Regions from separate parts of the Homo sapiens genome. Here region 1 is linked to region 2. The links are chromatin contacts, found by Hi-C or POLR2A ChIA-PET in ENCODE. All regions are on one chromosome and are shown on one strand. Each heading gives the region's core, a stretch centred on a gene start or an enhancer-like site at or near the end of the contact. The rest is flanking DNA. Distances are from core to core; before and after follow the strand shown.

The links. Hi-C counts contacts between places; a loop is a spot of excess contacts on that map. ChIA-PET counts read pairs that join two places held with the same protein, here RNA polymerase II (POLR2A). Pooled maps may share reads with other maps.
Region 1: a loop to region 2 is called in a pooled map, with 3 times the contacts of the local background. The contact joins two enhancer-like sites. A Hi-C loop is called at or near these places in 4 of 37 single-sample maps with no recorded cell type and 11 of 50 pooled maps. POLR2A ChIA-PET finds 5 or more read pairs at or near these places in 4 of 52 experiments (PC-9, activated CD8-positive, alpha-beta T cell and activated naive CD4-positive, alpha-beta T cell).

Annotation. Positions count from the first base shown.
Region 1 is chr1:206,561,762-206,565,360 of GRCh38, forward strand. The region is part of intron 2 of RASSF5 (Ras association domain family member 5); the gene reads left to right. It overlaps LOC124904494 (a long non-coding RNA gene), which reads left to right. Exons shown (of 2, transcript XR_007066831.1): 2 at 1-633. Among named protein-coding and RNA genes, the nearest start is that of EIF2D, 49 kb to the right of the region's middle. Within about 2 kb of position 1,415, at least 9 of the 41 ENCODE cell types and tissues checked have a DNase peak (open chromatin) inside an H3K27ac peak, as active enhancers do.
Region 2 is chr1:206,801,653-206,804,976 of GRCh38, forward strand. All of the region lies in intron 2 of IL19 (interleukin 19), which reads left to right. Among named protein-coding and RNA genes, the nearest start is that of IL10, 31 kb to the left of the region's middle. RefSeq lists an enhancer at 1,526-1,575. Within about 2 kb of position 1,684, at least 6 of the 41 ENCODE cell types and tissues checked have a DNase peak (open chromatin) inside an H3K27ac peak, as active enhancers do.

The DNA.
Region 1 (3,599 bases), core at 165-2,664, 240 kb before region 2:
TTCAAGCAATTCTCCTGCCTCAGCCTCCTGAGTAGCTGAGATTACAGGCACCCACCACCACACCCAGCTAAGTTTTGTGTTTTTTTTTTTGAGTAGAGACAGGGTTTCACAATGTTGGCCAGGTCTTGAACTCCTGACCTCAGGTGAACCCCTACCTCGGCCTCCCAAGGTGCTGGGATTACAGGAGTGAGCCACCGCACCCGGCCTATAGTTAAATATTATACTTAAGTACATAGAAAACACACTCCCATGCCCCCATCTGCCTAGGCTTTCTTGGGTCTACAGTGACACCATTGAATTCTTTTTCTTCAAGGAAGATGCAAGAGGAAGAGGGTCCTGGAGGTCAGATCCTACACTGCTCCCTGTTCCCTGCCTGTAATTGTTCCATCTCCTCCTGCCTGGCCAGTCAGCTCCTCCCTGGACAGGATCCCTGTGGTACTCCAGGGGCACTAGCCAACCCCACAGCCCTGGGACAGTTGGGGAGGTCCCCATCTCTCTGCTAGCAGCAGGCACACCCAGGCCTCAGGCATGGCACCTGCCCCTCACCACCTCGGCATGAGAGAAAAGAAAAGATTACTAAAAATAAGTTAGCTCCAAATTTCAGCAATAAAAATAAAACTAGAATCTTTGGAACCACTGGCCCATTTGACTGTTTTTTATGTGCTGTCTCAAAGGCTTACATGGCCCAAGACTAGTCCCAGAAGAGATTTCAGACTGGCACAGCCTCCAGATAGCCTCATTTAGAGATGCCGTCCGAACTCCACACTCGTGGGATTCACTGCCCGCTGCCTCCTCTGGCCCTTCCCAGTATTGTCCGTCCTATAAGATCAGAACTCGCATCTCCTTCAGGTCCAACAACATCAAGTACTTGGTTACAAAAGCCAGTATTGGCCGGGCGTGGTGGCTCATGCCTGTAATCCCAGCACTTTGGGAGGCCGAGACGGGCGGATCACGAGGTCAGGAGATCCAGACCATCCTGGCTAACCTGGTGAAACCCCATCTCTACTGAAAAATAGAAAAAATTAGCCAGGCGTGGTGGCAGGCTAACTACTTGGGAGGCTGAGGCAGGAGAATGGTGTGAACCCGGGAGGCGGAGCTTGCAGTAAGCCAAGATCGTGCCACTGCACTCCAGCCTGGGCGACAGAACGAGTCTCTGTCTCAAAAAAAAAAAGCCAGTATTGACCAAATACTGCTTGGGTTGAATTGCTGCATCTTCTCTCTTGCATCCTGTACAATCAGGATGGACTAACTTGAAACAACCCCTGCTTTTCAGTCATTGAATATAATCAGAGGTTTATTTCCCCCTTTACTTAAAAAAGTTAGATTGGCAGGTGGGGATCAGGATAACACATGGGAAGCTTGTGGGCCAGACCCGGAAATGGTGGGTGTTTCTTGCAACCACGGGCCATTGGCTGGAACTCAGTCACGTGGCCACACCTAACCACAGGGGAGGTTGGGAAGTGAAGTACAGCTGTGAGCCCTGGTAGAAAAGGAAGCAGGTTGTGGTGAGCATTTAGCTGTCTCTGCCACACATGCCTCCTGCCACCGTTTCTGCGCCAGGCACCTGGGAAGCTCTGCTCATAACTGCTTGGTAAAGGACATGACCTGTTTCTTTGACCTTGTACCTCTCTCTCATCTGTCACTGAGGATATTCTGTTCTTGGGATTGGGTCCTGTCTCCCCCATCTAAACTGGAAATCTCTTGAGGACGGGTGCTTTTCCTCACTCAGCACTTCTCTGGTTTCTCTGTAGCATCTGAAACCTTCAGTGTTGCATCAAGGTGGCCTCAACCACCTGCACCAGAACTACTCTTTGAGAATGGAGTTTCAGGGGCCCTACTCCAGAGCTACTGGCTCCTGAATCTTTGGAGATGGGACCCTGGATTCTGCTTTTCTAATACTTTTCCCAGGTGATTCTCATATATGCTGCAATCTAGGAACCACCTGTTTAGGAAATATTTGGTAATTGACTGCTTACCCCAATTGGAATGCAAGAAGAGAATGTGTCACAGATTCCTAAGAGGTTCCTAGGCTGGAAACTGAAGTCTAGAGAGGGAAGAGGATTTGCCCCCAGTCACACAGCTCAGTAGAGACAGATTCAAGGAGTCAGGCCCCCTGGGTCCTGCTCAGAGCTTTCTCTGCTAGTCTCATCACCACAAGCTGAACTCTTATTTCAAGGCCCTTTGAGATCTTGATGGCACATGATGTAAGGGAAGACACACAGCACTAACTGTAAATGAAGTCCTCCCTTCCCATCCAGCTCAAGCCACTAAGAGGTTATGGCCAAGTCATTTCAATCATCAGACTCAGGTACTTCATCCTGTCCTTCTCAACAAACACCCTTGTCATGTGAGTGTCCTTATCTTCCCTGCTGAGAGTCCCTTGCCTCTTTGCATGGGAACAGACCCTTTTTACTAGTTTCTCATGGGCCTGGTAGGGATTCTAGATATTGGCTGCCAAGTTCTCTAAACCATAAGGACTTCCCCTAGGGAGGGGTCAGAGAGACGACCTCCTCCAGGACCACCTGGAACTCACCCAAGACATCCTTGTTCACACGCCGCTTAGTCCAGGCCATCCCTCACTCTCTGTTCTGGTTCCTCCCCTCCTGCCCTCCTTCTGTCTTCACAGGTTTAGATAGTTTATCCAGAATCAGCTTTTCCCTATAAAGCAATTTCACTTACAGTTTGGGACACATAATATCCACCCACCCAAGCAGTTTAGGGAGAAAAGAAGAAAGATTTTATGCCAGTATCAAACCTTGAATCCCAGGTCTTATTGCACACTGTCAGATCAGGCTTTGGATCCAACTCCCAGCCTAGGAGCTTGAAGGGGTCCTAGCTTGGGGACCTCGATTCTCTTCTCTTCTGCTCTTCACTTACCAGGTACCCCACACCTGTGTATCTTCTGGCTTTGGGAGCTCCCTGGGTGGGGAACTGAGACCTGTCCTGCAGGTCCTTGGTTTCTTCTTCTTCATGGTTTAGTCTACCTCAAAGAGCATGGGGTGGGGATCCAGACCTAGCCTGGCATATTTTCCAGAGACAAGAGGATGAGATAAAGTGCCACGAATCAGGAGCACTTGATTTCAGGGCCAGGAGGAAGAAAAGAGCTGCACTGACAGACAGCTTCAGGCTTGAATTGCTGAGCCTGTGGCTTCTGTTCACAGAAGGCTTCTGTCCTGGGGGCTCATCTCCCCTCTTCTCCCACAGCATCCCAGCTTTAGCTAATCACTCTCCAGCCTACATCCCTCGCCCCACCTCTCTTCCTAGCTCTAGAATGGCATTTTCTACAGCTTCCTGGAGGTCTCAGATACCTTAAATTTAGTATGTCCAGAACCAACTCATAACTCATTTATTTCTCTGTCTCTGCCCCACCCTCCTAGTCCCCCACCTTCAATACCTCAGGGGTCTTCACCTCTTCTATTCACCCCATCTGTCCCCGCAGTGCTGCAGAGGTCAGGCCTCTCCTCTCTGTCCCCGCCTCACCCTGTGTTGGCTGCTCATAGCCTCTCACTGAGATGCCCCAGTAAGTCAGTTACCCTGCAGTTTCAATCCTGTGTTTTCCCCTCTGTGTATCCTGCCTACAACTGCCAAGGGCTTATTTT
Region 2 (3,324 bases), core at 434-2,933:
CTTCTGTGCTGTCCCAGCACTTTTGAGTCACTTCTATTATTACCCCCACTTCCTTGGAGGACAGTTATCTGTTCTTATGTTCATATTGTTCTTATGTTCTTAAGTAGACTGAATTTCTTGGGGACTAGACCTTAATCATCTCTATATCCCTGGTCATGAGCAACAGTGCCTGACACATCACAGACTCACAATACATACTCTGTTTGTCAATGAAGGGTGATTACCTGGGTATCTTGACTGTTGGGATTGAGGTAGGATGAAGGCAGCTTTGGGAAGAACTCCAGTGAGCAGAAAAAGGGAAGGGACATTTGGGTGGAAGAAACAGTTTGAACGAAGGCACCTCCATAGAAAGGCATGGACAAACATGGGAGCTTGCAGGAAAGGAGGGGAAGGGGAGGCTGCAGCACAGGGGGCTCCCAGCATGGTCCTGGGCTCCTTGTGTGCATCAGTGAATGCACCAGGCCTTTGCAGAAACTTGATGTATTGGCACTGATCCATAGAGAAGGGAACAGAGGCCCAGGAAGGAAGGTCACACAGCTTATGAGTTGGTGATGGAGATGGGATTAGACCATTCCATTAGACTTTAAAACACATGGCTTATTGGGGCCCTAGAGAACACCTAGTAATTCAGGTTGCCTGGTGCCTACAGTAAGTCAGTAGGTTGTGAGAGGAAAGGTGTACATGACAGAATTATATTATTCATAATATCTGGGTGGTTTTTTTTTCTGCCTTCCATGTACCAAAACCTGGGCTAAGCATTTTTATATATTACCTCATCAAAACGAACAGCACCTTTATCAAGCGATTACCCCTATTTTACAGATAAGGAAACTAAATGTCAGAGAGTTCAATAATTTTCCCAAGATCACGAAGCCAATAAGTGATGGAGTCATGACTTAAATTCAGGTCTTTTGGTGACACAACCCAGACTAATTGGGAAAGAGCTTCATGGGTAAATCGTGAGTCATACTTAATTTCAATTCCTGGTGACATAATGAGGGTACAAATTTTCAATTTTTTTTTTCTTTTTTTTTTGCCATGGGCAAGTTCCAAGCCTGGGCTTCTCTTCCAACACTGTCCCTCCCTTCCCTGTATAGTTCTGCTCACTTGTCCTGTCTTCTTGCTCTGTCCTCTATGCCCACATGTATAGAACTGGATCCCCAATCAAGGCTAACTGCTAGCCTTAAAGAAAGACCAATCTTCTGGCAGATAAGAAGGACTGTTAAGGAAGACGAGGGGACAGGAAAGCAAGGGGAATGTCAAAGAAATAAGGGGCCTGGCCAATATCTCAAGAACAGAAGCAGCTGTGGCCCTGGAAGGGCGAGGGGGACGTCATTTCCTTTTCCAGATCCCTTTTTTCCTTTGAGGTTCAGTCCCAAATGGGTAAAGTTCAAATACTAGTCTTACTCAGAATTCCCTAGTCCTGCTTGCTCAAAAGGTGGATTTTCTGGCCTCACTCCAATCTTCAAAACATCTTTTTGTGGGGCTTGAGAGTCTGCCTTTTAAAATAGCACCCCAGAGAGTCTACACATTGAGGGCCTTGGCTTCTGTAATGCAGTTACATCCATGGGCTTTCGCTGTTGCTGCTGAGAGAACTTGGGGTGCCAGGAAGTCGGGGTTGGATGCCTTCCAGTTCCCTGCCCTAATCAGAGGCATTGACCTGGAGGCCCTGTGTAGGAGTCCCCATCTTTCGGAATTAGTGATGTGGTTAGAGTAGCAACGTGACTCTCTGTGGACGGAAGAAGGTAGGTCGGATGTGAGAGTCTCCCTCCATGAACATGTGTGCGTCATCTGAGTCAAAGCTTGTATCTTTACTCTCAAAAACAAGTCATTTTTGTTCCTGTCAGCATCTTGGCCAGCCCACAACAAAGAGTACAAGCTGGATGCTTGTACTGTGCTGCGATAAAGAGGCCCAGACACAGGCCTCAGGTGATCCTACAGAGCATGGCTGGAGAGAACAGGAAAGGATTATTCCCCTGGGGGCTGATGGGGCTGCCTTCAGCAACACAAAAACATGCTTACAGAAAACTGCTGGAGGACATAGGAGTGATCTGCTTGCAATGAGGTTTTTCAACCACCAGGAATGGGGTGACCTAGTCCAGAGCCCTCTAATAAAGTGACTTTCAAACTGACTGCACTTCAAAATAATCCTAAGCTTTAACAAATAGAGATGCCCAGGCTTCATCCCAGATGTACAAAATTCAACTCTCAGGGACAGGGTCTGGGACTCTGTGCAAAGCCCCCTGGGAATTCTGGAACAACTAATCTGGCATTGCTCTAGGAAATAGCACTTGGAAAGCACTCCAGCAAGGTGGGAGGGAAAATTATTCCAGCTTGAACACTACAATATCAAGTAATCCTTTCTCTCTTCGCCCTGTCTCTTCCCTTCCCTTTCTTGCTCTCTGTAACAGGCAGGAGGCTCAGAAGAGCTTCTTCTCTCACGCTTCTTGCAGGGCAGTACAGGGAAAGATGTAGCTGTGTAAATTCCAGGAGGGCTTCAGGTATATTTAAATATGGGTTGCTTGCCACATTCACCTGCCTATCAAGTTTGCAGATGACAACTGCAGAATGTGGCACCCAGGTCTTGAAAGTCATGAAGCAGAATTGGATAACATCTGTCCGAGTCATGACAAAGAGGGTTCCTGTGCTGGGAGTGGGGGCTAATGAACCTGGAGATCCTTTCCAACACAGACATTCCCTGATGCCAATGATAACCTTTTCAAATTGTTGTTTTCTTGATTTTTATCTGTTTCTGGCACCTCATTTGATTCCCTATATGACAATAACCCCCAGGTTGAGTGCACTGAAATAATTTAGGTAATGAGAAGCTGAAAGTTACTACAGATGGAAGGAATTAGGGTGTATAAAGTGTGCATTGTGTGAGTCATAGGCTGTGTCTTTAAGCAACAAGCTTTTATTGGTGTCAGCATCTTTCCAGGTACAATGCAAACCCAGTGAGAATGAGATTTGGGGTTTAAAAGTGTTTCTGACCAGAGATGCCTGAGGGAATGACCCAGGGATCAAACAGAGATGCAAGAGAGCAAGGCTTCAAGGAAACTCACCTCAGCCTGTTTCCTCAACTGCTTTCCGCACCTTTGTTTGCGGGTGGAAGAATAGAAAATGGGCTTGAATTTTTCAATCTAAAATTCTCTGTTCAAACCTGAAATTCTCTTACCTTATAGGAAGAGCAGCTGTATCTTTCAAGGATAGAATGGGTGCTAACTGCATGGGTGAAATTATCTGAATCCCAGAGAAATGCTCTTTAGAAGAATCCACCAGACTCCTTCCTTTCTAAATCATACCCTTCTTTGAAGTTCCTTTCAA